Linked DNA regions of Mus musculus: all the other regions are linked to region 1. A link is a loop called in an ENCODE intact Hi-C map of the cell type or tissue named here. Cell type or tissue: left cerebral cortex. All regions are shown on one strand. Region 1 overlaps Gm33830 (a long non-coding RNA gene). Region 2 overlaps Parvb (parvin, beta). Region 3 has its middle 13 kb from the start of Gm34201. Region 4 has its middle 21 kb from the start of Gm34095. Region 5 overlaps Parvb (parvin, beta).

The links. A loop is a pair of places that touch in the nucleus more often than their neighbours do. Peaks named below come from ENCODE experiments on the same cell type or tissue, not always from the same donor. Only the 100,000 strongest peaks of a DNase experiment are listed, where the experiment ranks them.
Region 2: it touches region 1 in a loop (3.0-fold over the local background); 4 of 42 quality-filtered maps call a loop at or near these places.
Region 3: it touches region 1 in a loop (2.7-fold over the local background); 9 of 42 quality-filtered maps call a loop at or near these places.
Region 4: a loop joins it to region 1, with 2.3 times the contacts of the local background. A loop is called at or near these places in 2 of 42 quality-filtered maps.
Region 5: it touches region 1 in a loop (3-fold over the local background); 6 of 42 quality-filtered maps call a loop at or near these places.

Annotation. Positions count from the first base shown.
Region 1 is chr15:84,447,913-84,451,912 of GRCm38, forward strand. The region is part of intron 2 of Gm33830 (a long non-coding RNA gene); the gene reads left to right. It also overlaps a transcript of Shisal1 not described here. Among named protein-coding and RNA genes, the nearest start is that of Shisal1, 3.3 kb to the left of the region's middle. In left cerebral cortex, a CTCF peak has its summit at 1,538 (motif pointing right); a DNase peak (open chromatin) is centred at 2,856; H3K27ac peaks cover 712 bases.
Region 2 is chr15:84,282,062-84,286,061 of GRCm38, forward strand. It overlaps Parvb (parvin, beta), which reads left to right. Exons shown (of 13, transcript NM_133167.3): 4 at 701-803. Among named protein-coding and RNA genes, the nearest start is that of Gm22890, 39 kb to the right of the region's middle. In left cerebral cortex, a CTCF peak has its summit at 2,159 (motif pointing right); a DNase peak (open chromatin) is centred at 2,183.
Region 3 is chr15:84,612,132-84,616,131 of GRCm38, forward strand. No RefSeq gene overlaps it. Among named protein-coding and RNA genes, the nearest start is that of Gm34201, 13 kb to the right of the region's middle. In left cerebral cortex, a CTCF peak has its summit at 2,311 (motif pointing left); DNase peaks (open chromatin) are centred at 1,964 and 2,308.
Region 4 is chr15:84,595,469-84,599,468 of GRCm38, forward strand. No RefSeq gene overlaps it. Among named protein-coding and RNA genes, the nearest start is that of Gm34095, 21 kb to the left of the region's middle. In left cerebral cortex, a CTCF peak has its summit at 1,764 (motif pointing left); DNase peaks (open chromatin) are centred at 172 and 1,730.
Region 5 is chr15:84,258,132-84,262,131 of GRCm38, forward strand. The region is part of intron 1 of Parvb (parvin, beta); the gene reads left to right. Among named protein-coding and RNA genes, the nearest start is that of Gm33723, 20 kb to the left of the region's middle. In left cerebral cortex, a CTCF peak has its summit at 2,371 (motif pointing right); a DNase peak (open chromatin) is centred at 2,408; H3K4me3 peaks cover 386 bases.

The DNA of each region.
Region 1 (4,000 bases):
ACCCAAGCCTGTGCAGGTAAGGGGTTCTGGTTCCCACATCACAGCATCCAGGCTCTGGTTCCCTTCATGGACATAGCCTGGGCTAACCTACTGGGCCCACCTGAGACTGGGGATGCCCATGGGAACTACTTCAGCCAATGGCCAGGGCACCAAAGCTGCCAAGATAGGTAAGGCCAGGCTCTGGAGAGGGCCAGAGGGTAGGCAGAGCCTGCTTGGTAATTGGGGGAGGGCAAGAAGTGTGTGTGTGTGTGTGTGTGTGTGTGTGTGTGTGTGTGTGTGGTGTGATTCCTCAGCACTCAGGGTCATGGACACAAACCAAAGCAGTTCTGTGTTCCTTCTTGCTGATGCAAACCTTCCAAAGAGGAAGTTGAGGAAGACCCTACTTCAGCTGAGGTCAAAGACAGAGACAGGGTGCTCCTCTGAGTCCTCTGTCTCACGCCATGTCAGTGTGGGGGACCACACAAATCGAAGCAACTTCAGGTCTTGGTAGGAGCAGGGTTAGGTGAGCTGGGTTCTCTGGCTCCCATTGAGACCCTGGTCCCAAGATCTCTGCAGTGAAGGCCAGTCCAGAGACACTCTAGTGTGGACAGCAAGGAAGCAGGTCAGGCTGGGAGAAGTGGGGTGTAGTGTGGGATACCCTGTGTGACATCTGATACGTGTGTGTTAGGCATGGGTATTGTGCAGTAGATGTTGTGTGTGTTGTGTCTGTGTTATATGCTATGCGTGTGTCTCATCTGTATATGTGTTGTATGGCATGGTCTGGAGTGTTTGCATGTGTTAGGTGTCATGGGACATGTGTATGGTGTGTGTGGTGTGTGCAGGGAGCCGAATGTAGCCTGCTTTGTATGTGTGTGTGCTGTGGCTGTGGGTAGCATGTTTTCTGTGTGTACATGGGTGGTGTGAATTGGATGAATGTCATGGTGTAGATCACGGTATCTGGGGGGATGCATCAACAGATATTCAGACACAAAGGGTGTATGGGATGTATGGATGTCTCACTTTGCCTGGCATTCCCACGTGGCCTCCATGCATGGCGTGTCTGTGTGCATCCCCACACGTGAGGAAGGCTGTCTTGGCGAGAGGGATCTGTGTATGGTGGCTTCTGGGAGGAGTTCCCTCCATCCCTCCAACACTGATGCTAAGCAGTCTCATGTTGTAATGAGTGTGTGCACCTGAGGACATGGTGGCTAGTGACCACTGATGCCCTGCCTCTGGCCAGCCCAATTCCGCAGGACACAGCCCAAGCCCCTGTCTCCTCCCTTGACTACTTCCTCTGCAGGCAGCCTGTGCCACCCACACTGAGGCCAGCATGGGCACATAAGGTCCCTCATACCTCCCTACACATGTACTTTCTCCACAATTACAGGGCCCGATTCTGCTTGCATCCCATTGCCCAGGTATCCCTCCTCTAAGGTACAAAATTCTTTAGCATCAGTTTCCTCATTTGTAAAGTAGGATGACCACCAGGACCAGCAAGAAGATCAATGGCAGACCGTATCATTAGGCCAACAAGCAAGTGCTGGTTTAGTGGGTCCTTGGTCCTGCCAATGCCTTCTTGTCCTCTAGGGGGAAGGAGGTCCTATCATTTGTGTAGCCCCACTCCATTTCCCTTCTTCTTGCCACTGCATCCCAGTGCCCTGTGGTTGTTTTAACAATGACCACGCTAGGAAGCCTATTCCACTCCCCACAGTTCTGAAGTTATATTTCCCTGGATCAAGGTGTGTCTGAGGCCATATTTCCCTGAGGGCTCAATGAGACGGCCCTTGCTACAGCTTCAGTCCAGCTGACCCCAGTATCCTTCAGTGGTGGCTATACTGCTGCAGCTGTATTGCTGTACCAGGGGCCACCCCAACTATCCCTGTTAACTCCCATCTCAGTACCTTAAACTTCAATGCCACTCCAAGATATTTCCTCTCTCTCTCTCTCTCCCTCTCTCTCTCTCTCTCTCCCTCCCTCCCTCCTTCTCTCTCTTTCTTTCTTTCTTTCTTTCTTTCTTTCTTTCTTTCTTTCTTTCTTTCTTTCTTTCTTTCTTATTACTTATGATAGGATCTTAAGTAGCCCTGGTTGGCTCAGACTCCCGAAAATGACCTTGAATTTTCCCGATCCTCCTGCCTCTATTCCCTAAGAGCTAGGATTATAGGCATGCACCACCATGCACAGTTTATGTGTTGGTGGGGACAGAATCTAAATATGTATGTTGGGCACACACTCTTCTAATTGAGCCACACTCCAGCCTCCCTTTCCCCCCTTTTAAATGACATTCTACTTGTTTATTTTGTATGTGCATACGTCTATGTGCACACATACCTGAATGCCATGGTGGACATGTGGAGGTCAGAAGACAACTTTCAGGAATCAGTTCTCTCCTACCACTCACTATATGGGTCCCAGGGAATAAACTCGGGTCTGTCTGGCTTGGCAGGAAGGCCTTTACCCACTGAGCAATCTTGCCAGCCCTCGAGGGACCCACCCCAAGCTCAGGAATGGGGCTGAAATGCCAAGGGGGGAAGGAGAGTGTTTCTCAGCTTCCTTCTCCCTTGCATATGCAGAGAGAGAGACAGGCTGCCAGAGCAGGGAGGACCAAGTGAAGCAGGCAGCTCGGGGTCACGCGTAGAGCCCCTCCCCCACCCAGAGTCGAGCTGGGAGGTGGGCTGGGTTCCTTCACAGCTGACCAAGCAGCTGCTCTCACCCCATCACGGCAGCACCTGCAGTGGGGAGCCCTGCTCTGCACCCCAGCACCACCCTCATCCTCCGGCCTTATTTACTACATCTCTGCCTTCGGGAGGCCTGCTCCCCCGCAAAAGCAACTGCTCACCGGGCAGGCGAGCGAGCGGCAGGCGGGCCGGCCTGGCGATGACTCATGCTCTCTCCGCGGAGTGCAGCCTTTTCAAAGGGCTGGCTGGGGAGGAAGCTAAATTTAAAGCCAGGCTTCCCGAGAAGATCACCTGCCACGTCAAAATCGCTGCCATTTAATTAGAAGTTGGGGGCATAAGGCTTCCACCCTGCTCTCTCTGGAATCCTCCTGGGGAAGGCTGAGGGGGAGGCAAAGCCCCAGGGGGCAAGAGCCAGCTGGCTCCCCAGCTGTGACACGTCCCTTTGTTCCTTCCCCCAGACTTCCTTCAGGGAGTGGTCCCCACCTTCCAGGGACCATCAGTCTCTTCCTTCCTCCTCTTCAAGGGTTCTAACCCTGGGCATGTAGAACAGGGCTCAAGAGGTCTAGAGGTCCCTGTTCCCCCAAGAAAGGATAAGGCTGTATCAGGCCTCAGCTCTGTCCTCAGACAAATGCTGGACCAGGGGACTTTCCATGGGACTTTCTGATCTTTTCATGGAGGGGGTAGGGGCACCTGTTGCCTTGTTTATCCACAGAGAGTGAGAGATCTTTGCTGGAACAAGTACTTGGAGGAGCCCTGGAAGGCTTCCTGGTGGAAGGTAGAGACTCTGAGGTGAAAGCTACCCAGATAAAGCCTATTGACCTTCCACTTTGGACAGCTAACTGCATGTTTGTTTCCCAGTCTCTTCTGGAGCCACGCAGATCACAGCACAGCCCTGGCTTCTCTGTGCTGTAGGAACAGAGCTGCCAAAGTCAGGCTGCCCAGAGACTTGGGAAGCCACGTAGAGCATCAGCTCTCCACTGATGCTTCGGGGGGGGGGGTGGTCGGGGTTGGGGTCGTCGGGGGTGGGAGGAGGCACACATTCCCTCACTTCGCTTATCCGGGGGTGGGGGGAACACGCAACTGGCTGACCGGGTCAGGTACACAGAAATGAGCAAGCTACAGATGCCACAGCCATCTTGGGGACTTGGGAGCTCAGACTTAGAGAACTGACCTGGGGATCCAGAAAGCTTCCCAATCCACAGGCCCTAAAGAATGGTCAAAGACCTGGCTGCCTATACCAGGACTAAACGAAGATGCCCAGTTCTCTGTTCTCTCCTCTCCTGCTCCCTTCTGACTGCAGCTGTGACAACCATGCTAGCCCTGAAGGAGGTGAGGCAGGACAGCTC
Region 2 (4,000 bases), 170 kb before region 1:
CCATCCCATGATACTTGCATATCATTATTGATCTGGCTCTTTGGGCTTCAGGTGTGTTTCCATGATCTTTCTCCAGACCTTTTCCTTATGGCTTCAAATCCTCCATCCTAGCTGATCTGACTCTTCCTCTCTTCCTCTCTCCTTCCTCTAATTGATGGACATCCCACCCTATTCTTAACTCTGCCCACCCACTGGGGTGATCAGCATTTATTGACAAGGCAGAGGATAAAAGATAAGGATTGTTTACACAAACTTGAGACAGGAGATGTTTGGTGTAAGCATTACAATGCTACGAAATGGGATCTGAGAGCAGAGAAATCAGCATTTGAATAACCCAAGGGTCAACTCAACCCAGTGTACAAGAATATGGCGCCTCCAAGCGCCCACTGCTCGAAGGTGCACCTGCGAGTTCTTCCGCTAGGAGATAGGTGTCATCCTCTCTACCCATGCTCTCTGCAGGTTCCCAGCCTACCCGGGTTCTGCCAGGCTCTGCTGGGGGCTGTTAGGAAGTCCTAGCTTCATGTATGGATCTAGTTCTCCACTCTTACCTTGGCCACGGACCAAGAGACACCTGTTGTCTTCCGTGGTCACCAGGCAGGTGTCTGGTAGCCCCTGTGCGTTTGGGCCGCTGCCCACCCGAGCCTGCTCTGACCCTGGCTTTATTTAGCAACTCTGTGACAATGCCTCTCACCTGCCCCAGGTACTTCTGGACTGGATCAACGATGTGCTGGCAGAGGAGCGCATCATTGTGAAGCAGCTGGAGGAGGACCTGTACGATGGCCAGGTGCTCCAGAAACTTCTGGGTGAGTGCCAGGACCCCGCCATGTAGCACCATCCTTCCTGCCCTGGGGCTCTTGGGAACAGACCCAGAGCTTGGCGTACACCTCCTGCTGGCCCCATCTGGGGTTTCATTGCTGTCCGTATCCATGGTTTCTTTGCTGGCCAGTGCATACCCAGCCTTGGGGCTGCAGCAGGTCATCTCGGATGCTCATGCAGTCATGGACCAAAGAAACAGCGTTCAGTGAGGATTCAGGCCCCTTATCTCATCTCTCAGGCCACCCGTGTTTCATCTAGTTATAAACACTGTTAGGATGGGGTGGGAGAGAGGGTTGATCTCCAACAAACCCATCTGAGAGGACATGTCCTTGTCCTGATTCAGAACATGTCATTGTCCTCATTCGTGCTTCCAGGCTTTATTGTCCCCCCAAGTTCTGGCTAAGGATGATTGAGTGTGTTCTCCAGAGAGATGGGTGGAAGGAAAGATGGTCAGGTGGACAGCCTCTCCATCAAATGATCCTGAGCCTCCCTGAACACTGGCTTCTAGGTCAGTGAGTCACGAAGCAGACATCGATCTACCCCGCCCTTCTGGAGCTGCAGTCTGTCTGAGCAGACAGTGACAGATGCTGTGGGTCTCAAGGGTAGTTAAAGGCCATACAGGTGCCATATGGCTAAAGTGGGTGGCCTTACAAAGCACTGGGGTCTGAGCCTCAGGGGGAAATGAGGGAAGAGTGGCTAGGAGAATGGAGAACAGAGTCGGTGGTGAGGGGTGGCAATGTTCACGATGCCTTACCCTGGGGCAGTGATTCATGCCTGTCATCCTACACCTGGGATGCTGAGGCAGGAGGATTGCTAGTTTAAGGCTAGCCTAGCCTACATATCAAAAGCCCCCCTCTCTCTCTCAAAAACAAAAACACCCACAATGGATGACAGTCTCAGGACCAGCTCTGATGGTGGCTGGCCCTGTTGTGAGCATGTCTTGTAGGCTATGCTGTCACCTCTGGCCACCTCGTTGCCAGAGGGAGGTGGTGAGGTATTGGCTCTCTGGCTTCCGAAGGCTTTTCTCTCAGCTGTTTGTCAGGTGCCTTGGGCACAAGTCGTGTTCGTTCAGGTCCTGTTTTTCCTTACCTTAGCAACCCAAGGGCGGGACCAGGGACTCAGCATCTCCAAATGCCTTTTTATCCAGGGCATTTTGCCCTGTTCTTTTCTGACTTCTTCCAACACCCCACCCCCACCCCCTTTTCTCTTCTGCCTCTTGGCTTGGGCATCTTGACCACTCTTCTAATTTTCTTTTTTTAAGCGTTTATTTGTTTTGATTTTATGTCATGAATGTTTTGCCTGCACGAGTGTCTACCACTTGCATGCAGTGTCTGTGGAGGCCACAAGAGGGCAACAGATCCCCTAGAACTGGAGTTTATGGCCGGTTGTGGGCTGTCTTGTGGATGCAGGGAATTAAACCCAGATCTCCTGAAAGGCAGCCAGTGCTCTTAACCACTGAGTCACCACTCCAGCCCTGAGGTGCTTTCCTTAGTGTTACCAAATACGCCTTTGTGCCAGGACTGGTGCAGAGTCCATCACTTTACATTGCCTAAAGTGCTAGGTTATCGGTGGTGATGGGGAAGGTCATGTCCTTAGACAAGGTGATGGCTGGCAAAAGAGGTGCTGAACATCTGGGTGGCCATGGTAACCCATCCGAGAAGCTTACGGTCCAGCAGAGTTCCTTGTACAACCTCAGAGGCAGAGGGTCTGTGGCCAGGCAAGCAGGATCCAGAGGCTGAGGCAGTTTTGTGAGCAGGGAAGGAGATTGGATCTAGAATTTGGCTGGGCTGGTAGACAAAGGGTTTCCTTCCAGTCTGTCACAAGAGCCACTAGGGGTTTGAACAAAGCCATACTATGACCTGTGTTTACAAAGGTCACTTAGGCTTTTGGGTGCAGAGTGGGTAGGATGGAGGGTTTGGGGTTGGAGCTGGGTGAGTGGTGTTAGCCGAGCCCCAGGCTTCAGAAATGGCCAGAGTGGAATACAGAGGTAGACTCAGGAATGGAGTGTGGAGGCCAGAGATATGGACGGGGCAGCTAGTGAATGGTGGGTGAGGATTTGGGTTGAGTCTAACTGTGTGGAGCCTGTTGCTGGGGCAGGAGTGCTCCCACCGGGGAGCAGCCACCTAGAGCTGGCATTTAGCACCATGGGACTAACCGTTCCCTGGAGTGGGGTTTCAAACTCCTCAGTGGGCTGAATACCAAATAGTCAAGAGTGAATGTGGATGTTTGGTTAAGAATACCAGACCTTAAATAAGGTTCTGTGGCTTAAAAATGAAGCTGATGAGATGCTGGAAGGGTGCTTGCCCTAAGCTGATGGCCTTTGATGCCTGAGACCTACGTGGAGCAAGCGGGGAACTGACTTCTGAAAGCTGTCCTTTGGCTTTTACATGCATGCTGTGGCACACATGCCTACAAAACACAGGCTCTCCCACACCTAATTAATTAGTTAATTTGGGGTGGGAGGTTGAGACAGGGTTTCTCTATGTAGCTCTGGCTGTCCTGGTACTTGCTCTCTACACCAGACTAGCCTCGAACTCAAAGATCCGCCTGCCTCTGCCTCCCAAGTGGTGGGATTAAAAGCGTGTGCCACCACTGCCCAGTTAATAATTTGATTTAAAGAATACGGCTGGACCATGAGGATGGTTTTGTAGACACCTAGGTTTTATCACGAAAACGTCAGAGCTCGGCTTTGCTCTACAGGCACTGGTGTGCTGGATACTGTGGTACACTCAGGCTTGGCTCTGTCTGCTGCCAGCTGCTTACCATATGTTCAGACGGAGCATCTGAGATGACTGACCCCCAGCTGAGGCTAAGGCTGCACACTGAGCTCTGAATGGTGTGCCACAAGGTCACAGTGGATGGGGCGGCTACCCTGGGTGGCCCACCTGCCTCCTTTCCAGGGCTTGGAGTGTGGCACCAACTTAACTTTTTTCTGACCCTTGGACATGGTGATTGGGATGGTGATGGCAAGGCATGCGTGTGCGTGCGTGTGTGTGTGTGTGTGTGTGTGAGTGAAGGTCAGAGGTCAGTGTCAGATATCTTCCTCAGTTGCTCTCCACCTTCTTTCTCGAGGCACAGTCTCTCACTGACCCTGAAGTTCACCAGTTAGGCAAGATTAACTGACCAGTGAGCTCTAGGGAGCCTCCTGTCTCCACCTCCGCAGGCACCCCCATCTGTGCCAAGA
Region 3 (4,000 bases), 160 kb after region 1:
GGTAAACTGTGGGGACACTGAATCCTTGGCAACTGCATCAGAGTCATCAAGTGGGGCCACCAGAGCCCCACTCCTGCCCCATCTCAGAAAGTGGGACTCCAGTTCTTGGCTCATACCTGAGCTATCCTGGATCCTCCCTTTATTTATGTCCTGAGCCCCTTGGAGCTACTTTTGGGTCTGCTTCAGAAGGCAGCCGCTTGTCACCAGCTAACAGTCCCGAGTCTGTCCCATCCTTGGTCCTGGGTGTCCTTGAAGCTCTAGATCCAGAGGGCTCCTGGCTTCACACAGAATAAAAGCCAAAGACTACATAGGGTGGAGGCTCTGTGCAGCCTGCTCCTCAGGCCCTGGATAGCTACTCAGGGCCTTGCCTCTCCCTGCCAAGAGTGGGTGATAAAGAAGCCAGAACCAGTAGCACATTGTAGACCCTAGAGGAGCCAGCCTTTCCCTGAGCAAAATGTATGTGCCATGCTGGGATTCCAATAGTAAGGGTGTCTCCACACCTGGGTAACAAGGGGCACAAAGTGGAATGGGCAGGGCCAGGAAGTCTCATCTTGGGGGTTGGAAGCAATCATAAGGCTGTGTTTCTCTGTCCTCTGCCAGGATCATCTGATGGCGCTCACATTTATCAGGCCTGCAGTTAGCAGGGTAAATGAGGCTGCCGGCTCCTGACAAACATGGGGACAAGCGCAGGCTGGGTGGCACCGTGCAGCTTCAGTGCACCAGTAATTGCTCCTTCCTGGAAGCTGAAGAAGTGGAAGTCAGGAGGGGACCCCCCTGCCTGGGGTGCGGTGGGGAGGGGGAGAAGCCTGGGAGGCAGGTGGGAACCTGGGGAGGAGGGAGGGAGGGCTGGGAGATCCACCATCCATCCTGCTAGAAATACTGCCTAGAGAGCCTCTAGAGATCAGTGGGGGATGCCCAAGCCTCTGGCTCACAGAGTGACACCCGTGACTTTAATGAATCAGCAGCTGACACAGCATCTGCTAATGGCCATCCCTCCCCACTCCCTTCCCTGCCCATCCTTGAGGATCCTGGATGGGAAGGGCCCAGGATAAGGGCTTTGGAGCAGGCTCCTCCTCTTCGGGTTCTGACCAATAAGTGGCATCCCTGAATGCCCTAGGGACAAGAGGATCCTCTGAAGGAACAGCCTAGGAGGGTGGTCAGGGTAGGGGGGAGGTCCTGCCTCTACCAGGCTCATTTCTCTGCTAAGGCTGGGCACTTAGAAGGAGACCTATCCAAGGAGGGAGTATGCTGTATGGGGCAATAACCAGATGTGCCCTCCAGGCTCACCCCCAAGCAGGGTGCATATCAGAGGAGCCTCTCAGGAAGGTAGCAGCTGAAGGAAAAGGTAGGGACATGCATGTGGGCAAGAGGCTAAAGCCCTCCAGAAAGGAAGACCCCACAATGTGCTCCTATGCTCACCAGAGCAGCCCCTATCACAGACAAGGGCAGCTGAGAAAAGAACAGAATTTACAGGCAATCACAAAGCCCAGGCTCCCGAGAGTGAAGGAGAGACTGCCTCCTCACCTCTTCCTGTCCCCTTCTCCCCTAAGCCCAGGCCTCTTGCCCTATGTGTCCATGTGCACCGGATTGCCAGTACTCTGACCCTCAGCAGTTGGCACACAGCCCGCTCCAGACATGAAGGCAGCAAGCTGGGACCTTTTTCCAAAGTGAGTCACGAGTTGCCAAGAAGCTAGTAGAGGGAGAATATAGAGGCTGTTACCGGAAGCCAAGGGAGCATAACCCTGATGTGAGACCTGGGTCTCCGACCGCTCTTGGCCTCAGTTTCTCTACCTGTAGGATGGGATAATTACAAAATGAATTCTCGGGTGCCGGGAGGCTCCATGAGTCAATGTCTGAGACTCAAATTAAGAAAAGCCAGGTGCTGGGCAGATGTGGGGATCTGAGGAGATTGGGATGTTGCCATGGTGACAGGAGCTCCGCGTTTAGTGGTAAACATCTCCAACCCTCAGAAGCAGCCTCTTCACTATCTTCTGACATCTTGAAGAGAGGCACAGCCAGGGTGCAGCCACAAGTGACACTCTGGCCCAATGGGCTGTCCAGGAGCAGCCCAGTCCCTGCACAGAGACTCCAAGCGTGCAGGTAGAGACAGCACAGCAGTCGGCAACAGGGCAGGGCAGGACAGCAATGGACAGCTGGGATGGCACCATGCTCCCTGTGGCCCAATGCACTTGACTTTAGTAACCACGGAACAAGCAAGGGCTTTGCAAAGCTGCCCCACCTGTCAACTACACCAGATCCTGGCAAATGGACCTCATAGGCCTGTCCACATCGGTGCAAGGCTGCCCCCTACAGGTACGACTGGAGATTGCAGGGCAGATTGAAGCGCTACAGAGTCAGATGTAGATCTCTACACTCAGGACCAGTGCCTTCTGTAGGCACTGGTGTCTTGGCACTGAAGGTCCTGCCTGGCCCGTGTGTGGGAGGCACAGATGCCAGTGAGAAGCACAAATACAGCATAATCAGCAGGCAAAACTTTGAGGACAGCCAAAGCTAACCCCCCAGAGTAGAGAAGTCTTTCTGCCACCACCCCACAGAACCCCATGGTGAGGAAAAGAGGGAGAGAAGGGAGGAGAGAAGGGAGGACAGAAGATGGGAGGAAGGTAAGAAAAGAGAGAGGGAAGAAGGGAGGACTACTGGGGGTGCCTGGGGAGTTTCCCCTTGACTTCAGCCTGGAGAGACGTATGATGTGAACTCTCAGAAGTTTCGGGGAGACACAGCAGATGTAAAGGCCTCAGAGTGGCCCTCTGCCTGCCTGCTGGGATCAGCAAGATCTGGAGTGGAGCCATGATATTAAAGTTTCTCCCCAGGGAGAGACATAAGCAATGGCTTCCCCTTCTCCTAAGGCCCCAATGGTAAACTGAGGCGCAATTCCACCAAGGTTCTCTCTGGGGAGCCAATAAGTTGGCCTTCCTTACACAACACAGGTGAGGGGTTACATGCAGGGGTGTGGGCATTGCTACCCCCAACAGATAGCACCTAGACAGCCCTTACCCAACAGCTTTCCCTTAGATGCATAGATGGAGCCCTCTCCCCTAGTCTTCCTTGGTCCCTCTAGCCCTTCCCTGTTGTCACATGCAATTAAGGCAGAGTCACAAACAGCAGGTGATAGTCTGGATACTCAGGTGAGGGTCTTATAACTTTCCACCCCTCCATAGTGGCTGCAAACCGTCAGCAAGCCTTTCTGGGATCAGCCTTTTGCAGCAGAACTCCCCAAGATAACAGTCGCTTGGCTCAGAGGGCCAGTCACTCACAACGAGCCATCAGAAGAAGAGGTCAAGAGCCAGAGGTAAAACTGTGCCGGGCCAAGGTGCACATGCTGGAATAGCTGGAGAATGAGTGTCACAGGTCTGCCTCCTGCGGCGGTCTGCAGTGGCTGTGAGGGGAGAGATCATAGGAGACTACATCTGAAACGCAGACAGCGAGGAAGCGATTGTCCACACCAGGGGAGGCCCTACAGAAGCTGGACAGCAAGCAAGTCAGAGTTCTCTGAAGCTCTTTTCCCAGCTCTGGGCCACGGTGCGGACACCAACCGGGGAAGGAGGCCCCTGCAAGCCAAACTAGCAATCCCACTGGAAATATCAGAAGCTTCAAACCCTGGAGCAATCTCTCAGACACAAACACACCTGGAGTATCTGTGACCCAGCAGGGCAGGGAGAGCATAGAGCCCCTCCAGGACACATTCGCCTTTGATTGGAATTTCTGCACCAGCTTCCCCTCCGGCCCTGCCAAGTTAGAATGGGGGCAGGACTTCCGCGCAGTAAGGTCTCAGGGAAGCTGAAGGAGAGGATCTGGCCAGCACAGGGGTGTTCAGGTGCTCTCTATCCCTACTGTATCCTGTCCATCCCAGAGCTTGTAACAGCACAGGAACACAAACAGATAGGCAAACAGACAGACAGACAGACCCGGAGGCTCAGGTCAAACCCTCGAGCTAGGTACACGGGAGCCCCCTGAGACTAACTCCAGGAGAGTTGATGGACAG
Region 4 (4,000 bases), 150 kb after region 1:
AGTATCGGTTTTAGGGAGATCTACAGAGGAAATGTCCTCTGTAGCAGGTCTGAGAGAGTCAAGGCTGTACTTGGGAGTCGGTGAAGGCCATGTTCAATTGCCTCTGCCTAAAGCCTGACACTTGGTGCTTGCCAGGGAAAAAAGAGGTGTTTCTGGTAATAGAATCAAGATTCTGAGGCCAGTCAAGGCTGCTACAATGTTTCTAGTGTTGATTTCTCTAAGCCCCACACGTACATGTGTTAAAGAGCCAAGTCATTCTAGCATCTGTTTCTCTGTAACAGCAGATCTCACACACCCTCCCCACCCCTTCCCTCCCCCCAAACTACTTCAACTCTTTTATGTGACTATTTTGGCCTTTATCTTGGTGCATTAGTCAGCTTTCTATGATAGCAGCGAAATACATGAGATAATCAGCTTAACAAGAGGAAAGGTTTCTTTGGCACAATGACCCATTTACCCTATTGCTTTGGCCTGTGATTAGATGGCACATCACCAAGGGACACATGGAGGAGCAAAGCCAAGAAATAGGAGGGACCTCACCCTCTCCTGTAGGACACACCCCCTCAAATCTCCCATTAGACTCCACCTTCCCAAGTCTCACCACTTCCCAGCAGGGCCTAATTGGGATATAAGTGTCTTAAGCACATTGGCCTTTGGGGGACATTACAGATCCAACTGGTACTGTCTCAGTAGTATGTGTATTTTGTTAAGTTGTGGGGTTTGCACACAACGGTGTCTCCCTTGACATCCACTATAGATGTAAGGCCCCCTCTAAATCACCACCAGACCCTCTTGTACCCTGCCATCTGCCCAGCATCCTGCCATAGTCCATACAAACTCCTAACAGAATCAGAAATGGCCATGTGACTGTGCAGACTAGCGGCAGAAGCGGTGCATAGTGCTCTCCCCTCCTCACATTCTTCTCCAAAAGAGGCTTCACCTGGGGCATTGTATTCTCATACAAGTTTTAAACCCTCTCCCCCAACTCCTGGCATTCACCTGCCTCAGACACTTTCTCTCCTGTGGCTCTCTCTTGACCCCTGGCACTCACATCTGGGCTATTGGCCAGCCTTACCATCCCATCAGGCATCCTAAAACTCCCCCTGCGGTAGAGTTTCTGTACCCTGAAAATTCCTGTAACTTTCTCGTCCCTATTTTTTTTCCTAATGTATGAGGCAAGATCTCATATAGCCCAGGCTGGTCCCCAAGCTCCCTGTGTAGCCAAGGATGACTTTGAACCTGTGACCTTTCTGTATCTAGCTCCTGAGAGCTGGGATTACAGGTGTGTATCACCACATTTGGTTTAGTTGGTGCTGGGGATCGAACCCCAGGACCTCACGTATGCTTGGCAGTCATTCTACCTATTGAGCCACATTCTTAGCTCTTCTCAGTGATTTATGGGGGTGTGTGTGAGGGAGGAAGGGAGGGAGAGAGAGAGAGAGAGAGAGAGAGAGAGAGAGAGAGATCCAAACACTTGCACGTGGAGGTGGCAGGACAACTTGGGTGTTTGTTGCTCCTTGGGTGCTTTCCACGTTTTCTTTGAGACAGAGTCTCATTGGCCTAGAACTTTGCCAAGGTGGGGCCAAGCTAGCCAGCCAGAGAGCATCCAGGAAACTGCCTGCCTCCACCCCCCACCTTTGTCTGGTTCATGGTTACAGCCATCAAACTTGGGTTCTGACTCTTACAAAGCAAATACTTTACTAACAGAGGCACCTCCCCAGGCCTCCTATTCCTAGTCTTCAGAGTGCTCCCCCATGTGGTCACACATCAAAGCCTTAGCCCCAAACTATTTGGGAATGTTCTGGAAATGTTAGAAAATGAGGCCTTGCTAGAGGAAGGTTTCTGGAGGTGTGTCCTTGAGTGCTGTATCATATCCCTGGCTCTTCCTCACTCCCCTGAGTCTCAGCTACCATGATGGGAGAATGAAGCTTGACTCTGCCACACACTCCTGCCATGAGTCTCTGCCTCACTCCATCTCACAACAATGGAGCAGCCCACCATGGTCTGAGCCCTCAGAGACTCTGAGCTGAAACAAATCCTTCTCCTATCAAATTGGTTCTCTTGGGCATCTGTCATAGTGGGAAAAGTCTATACACCACACAGTGAAAAACACCCACATGACATGGACCACTCTATGTGGTATCTTGGTCACACTCATACTTGGATAACAGCTGGCACAGGTCTACTGTTTAGCATCTGGTCCAGGAAGGGGGGTGTGAGGAGTGCTCTGGGATGAGGGTACTCCTGGGATTTAGACAGTGCACAGTCATGGGAGGAGCCAAAAATAGGTGTAGAGCAAACCCACAGAAGTAGTGCACATCTGGCCACCATAGTGGGAGCACCAAGGTGGGAGCACCAAAGTAGAAGCATCAAGGCAGGTGCATCTAGATGGGAGCACCAAAGTGGGAGCACTAAGGGGCAGTTGCAGAGTGCACAAGAATCTGCCACCTTGTCACATGGCCAGGCTACTATTGGGAACAGGGTCAGTGGCCAAACATGAGCATGGAATATGGCAGGGCAACACTGGACTCCACTGAGCCCCTGGCATGGGTCCATCACCCCATCATGTCACCTAGAGCTTGGCCTTTGCCAGCCAGCATCCCATAAGTTGTCAGCCTGGCAGCCAGGCTCCCTGAGGTCACCCAGAACAGAGATCTGAGCTGGATGATCGCCATTGGTATAAGAGGGGCAGAGTTTAATACTCAGGTGTTCCCCAGCTTCCAGTGTTGTTTCTGCTAAGTCCAGAGGCCTGCACTTTCCCCTCCCTTGAGAGTAAATCCTGGCTAGCAAACCATTTGGTTTGACATGGACTCCCTTCCTTAGCTGTCAGGAAAGTTGTCATCACGGCCTGCAAGCCTCTTGACGGTCCCTGGCTTTCAACACTGCTGGCTGAATGTCCATTTTCTCCAGCCTGCCCTGTGTGCTCTCACTTACCCACCCGTGGGCTCCCAAAATGTTTTCACTCTGGCTCCCTCCCCTTTGCTGGTCTACCTTGAGGCTAAAGCCTCCCCAGTAGTAGCGGTGGGGGGTTGAATGAGAAATGTCCACCTCCTGCTGGTTCAGGTGTCCAACAGTTGGTCCCCAGCTAATGGTTCTGTTTGCAGAGATTATGGAACTTTAGATACAGCCTTCCTGGAGGAAGTGGGGGTGGGCTTTGAGTGTATTGGTTACTTTTCTGTTGCTATGATAAAACCCGGTGACCAAAAGCAATTGGTGACTGGTCCCAATGTCAGGGAAGCATACAAGGTAGCAAGTAGGCAGAGCAGGAAGCTGAGAAGTCACAGCTCAGCTGCGCACACACAGGGAGCAGAGAGAAAGGACTGGAAGGGGCAGGGCAATGTATTATCACACCTCTTTATTTTTGTATGTTTGTCTGAGACAAGGTCTAAATCTATAATCTAGTAAAAACCCTTTATAAGAAGTTTCAGCACAACACTCAGGACAGCCCCAACCATGCCCTACCCCCAAGGTCCATTTCTTCCTGTGTCTCCGCTTCCCACTTGACAATGAAAGACAATTCAGCCTCATTGAGTACCAGTACTACAGCGATGGTACTACTACCTGAAGTAGGGTAAGCCTTGGTAACAGGCTGCCTTCCACCTCAATGACAGTACAAGCAGAGGTCACTGGTGTGTGACATAGCCACATGACAGAAACCATGAGAGGAACCTCAATGTCTCAGTGCCACAGAGACCAGAGACTTAAGAAAATTGCTAAGACAGAAATTGCTACCCACAGAAGGCCTCCAAATTCATGAGTCTTCTGCCTCAGCCTATTGAATCCTGAGCTTACAAGCCTGTCCCATCATACCTTAGAAAGTTGCAACAGAGACATGACTCCAGAGAGGATGACTTGGACCTGTAAGAATCGGACAGACTTCCAGGACCAGCCCAGGCCCCTTGTCTTCTGTAGGAGCTGTCTTCTTGTCTTCAAGCCTTCCTTGAAGCCAGGTCCCTGACAGATGACATCCAGGTAACACCGTGGAAAAGAATGGCCCCTT
Region 5 (4,000 bases), 190 kb before region 1:
TACTCAGCTCTTACTTGTTAGGATGTGTGTGTGTGAGTGTATGGGTGTATGTGTGCGTGCGCGTGCAAAGGGACTTCAGAACTGACTTGGCTGAAATGAGGGTCAGCACTTCCCTGCCTTCCCTGGGCACATCCCTGCTCCCTGTCAAGTGGCCACACTCTTCCAGCCTGCTGCAGTCAATAACGCAGAGGAAGTGGGTGGCAGGCTTGGATAGAGAGGTCTGCTTCCTGCTCCATGGAGCTGTCCCTGAAGTCTCTGGCCTCTCCCACAGCATCTCTCTGGACTGGGGACTTACTTCCAGCTGGATGCTGAATGGGACCAGATGAAGAAAGAGGAGAATGAAGATGGGCTAGCTTTCTCATGGGGACGACGGAGGAGCAGTACTTCCTGTCCCTGGTTTATAACACCCCTGCAGGCCACAGGCCCTTACATCGAAGGATATGTTTGCCAGGTTGTTCATAAGTACCCCACATGGCAGAAACAAAAGGATGGAATCTCATCTTCCTGGCAGGCCAGCCACCTTCAAAACACGGCTCCGGGGCCACCTCCTCCAGGGTCTCACAGAAGCTAGTGGCTTGTGTGTGGATTTGAAAATGTCCACAGTTCTCAAGAACTTGTTACCCGGGGAATGGAGCAGAGGAGAGAATATGCTTGCCCTGTTGGTCAGGGGCCAAGGAGGTGGCCTTGGGGACAAAGCAGAGAAGACAAAGCTTCAGGAGGAGGGCGGCTTATGGGGCTCAGCTGTGGCTGCAAAGGGCAAGCAATTAGCACACCTCCGACTGCTCCTGTGAAAACTATTAAATGGCCAGGCAGTGTGGAAAGCTGGAGGTAGCCTGGTCCCCAACTGCCTTCAGGCCAAGGCTGCTGGGTAAACCTTCGGAGAGGCTAGCTCAGGGGAGGTGGCTTCAGGTGCTGCGGGTGGCCGTCCTGTGGTGTCTGCCCATAAAAGCCAATGCCTGTTGGGAAATCTGTTTTCTAGAAGACCCCCCACCCTGACCTCTGTGTCAAGGACCAGTGGCTGCCTTGCTGTGTGGATCAGGGAGGGGCGGTGCTCTCTACAGTGAGGTCAAACAGCTCTTCCTTTCTGTCTAAAGTTCTGCTGCTGAGTGACCCAGGCTTGTCTCTTTCAACAGCTCTTGAAAGGCCAGTGGGAGAGTCTATCTGGATGTGCAAGGCTTCTGGTAGCCACCCTCCTTGTTTGTTTTTTTCCTTTCTGTCTTTTTGAGACAGGGTCTCTCTATGTAGCCCTGGCTGTCTTGGAATTCGCTGTGTAGACCAGGCTGGCCTTGAACTTACAGAGATCTGCCTGCCTTCGGAGTGCTGGGATCAAAGCAACGTGCCCCCCATGCCCTTGTTTGTTTCTGTAGGACTGTGGCAATGAGGCACCAGAACCTCATTAGTTAGAACGGGAGTCTGTGTGTTGCCTTACAGCCCTGAACGTCATCAGTCAGGATCAGGGCTGGGCTTTCCAGCCTTCTGGAGGCTTCGATGAGTTTTCATCTCTGACCTCTTCCAGTTCTGAAAGGACCCGTGCTGTCCCCGCCATCCCCCCAGCCATCAGCACACTGCATCTCCCAGTCTGTCTCTGTTCCAGGCTTCTCTTCCTGCCTGGAGACCCCATGGGGTTGCTTGTACTACCCAAGCTAACTTCAGTATACATTCATTTTTTTCATCACAGAAGGGGAAGCACCATGCAACCATAAAAGATGTAGGAGAAAGAGGTCCAGGGAGTTACAGCGAGAATCCCCAGGCAGGAATGATGGCAGATGCCTGTAATCCCACTCAGCAATTGGACCAATGAGGCAGGAGAAGGCCTGTGAGTCTGAGGCTAGCCTGGGCTACGTATCAAGATTGTTCTCCAAAGACCAAAATAGGGAAAATAACTGCAAATAAATGATTGATTAAAGCTGCAGATTGCTGGCCCAGTTGCTCCTGAACTCACTGAGGATTAGCCAGCTGTTCTCTGAGCAGTTTGCTCTCTGCCTGATGCCCTGAGGAGCCAGGAGACAAGCAGGTGACACGCCTGCCCTTTACAGAAGTGATGGCAGCTAAACCTTTGGCGCAGATGTGCCAAACTGTGACAATGCCTCGAAGAAAGGAGCTGTCAAGGGAGGCCAATGTGTTGGGGAAGTGCGTGGGATCCGTGGGTTCCAAGAGTGTCAGGGGCAGGGAGCGTGTCTACATAGGCTCTTAGCCCTGGCTCCTCATCTGCCAAGCTTGCAGAGTCCAGTGCTAGTGTTCTGAGCACCCCTCCCCCCGTCCCCGCCCCCCAACCCAGGTCTTTGCTTTTTATCTCAGCCAAAGAAGATTAAACTGGACCTGCCTCCCGAACGAAGTCTCGTCAGACAGCCATAGTACAGATGACCACTAGAGGGCGCCATGTACATAGCGTTCCTGCTCTCAGCCCAGTTTGGGGGCGGGGGGAGTGGTTCTCCCCGTGGCAGGTGTACAGTAGAGCTCTTTTGTTGTTGTTGTTAATGGCTTAATGATTTAATCTTCTTATTTTCTCAGCAGAACCGCTTTGGACTTCTGGGTATGTGGGAACATTACCGATCAGATTAATTACCGCTGGTTCCACAGCTGGGAAGCGGGCCTCGCCGGCTCCGCTGAGGAGTGACTCTCCTGCTGCCATTTCTGCTCTCATTCCTGTTCTACACAGTGCATTTCTCTATCTGTATTGAGCTTGACCAGGCTTGTTCTGCCGCTTCGAGCGACCAGCAGATTTCATTCCCAGTCTGCCTTGGTGAGCAAGCAACCTGTATAGCTTTCTCAGAGGGATGGCACGATGTGTGTTCACCACCGGCAGGGAAATCTGCATTTTGCTCTTTTGCTGTTTATTTGTTTGTTTGTATTTGGGGTGTTGCACGCTCTTCTCTCTCCGAATTCTTCTGCACCTCCCCCCAACCATGATTAAAATCACTTGTCGAAAGGCAGTGGAATTGATTGAAAGGAAGTGGGATCAAAAGCAACCCTTCCTAAGTTGGGGACTCCAAGGCTTGCGGCAAAAGGCCTGCTGTGTGGCCTGGGGTTAAGAGTCATTGATCATCAGCACCTGAGCTGAGGGTCTGAGCCAAGAGAACAGATGATGATCAGGGGAGCCCTTCTGTGCGGGGCTGGGGTGTAGGGTGCAGCTTCAAAAGCAGGGAATCAAGTCATAGGGCTGAAGTCCTCTAGACTAGCCAGTATGCTGTGTGACTCTGCAGTGGTGACACTGGCTGGACATGGTGTCACATACTGTAGTCCCAGCACTTTGGGAGGCCCGAGGCAGGAGGATTGAGAGTTCCAGGACAGCCTGAGCCACCGGGCTGGCTAGTTTTATGACAACTTGACACAAGCTATAGTCATCTGGGAGGAGGGAACCTCAATTGGAAAAAGGTCTCCATAAGGTTGGGCTGTGGGCAAGCCTATTAGAGCATTTTCTTAATTAGTGATTGATGGGGGAGGGCAGTGATTAGTGATTGTGGGCAGGGCCATCCCCAGGCTGGTGGTCCTGGGTTCTATAAGAAAGCAGGTTGAGCAAGGCAGGGGAAGCAAGCCAGTAAGCAGCACCTCTCCATGGCCTCTGCATCAGCTCCTGCCTCCAGGTTCCTGTCCTGCCTGAGTTCCTGTCCTGACTTCCTTCAGTGAGGGACTATGATCTGGAGGCATAAACCAAACCAGCCCTTTCGCCATAGCAATAGTAACCTTAACTAAGACAGTGTCCAAAAGGAAGGACTAGGGACGTAATTCAATGGCAGAGCATTTGCCTAGTGTGTGTGAGTCCCTGGGTTTGACCCTAGCGGCAACCTGGGGTACCTGAAGTTGAGGTTCCAGCAGTCTCTGACCTTCCCCAGTGGCCTGTGCTGTTTGCTGGCCCTCACTGCTCCATAGCTGTGGTCCACACTTCCTTTCCCCCTGGACTGGGCCTGCATTTTCAGCTTTACCACAGCCCTTTGAGCTTAGATGGCCCTGAGCCTCCCATAGGCACTGTGCTGGTTTGAGTCTGACACCTGCTCTTTGC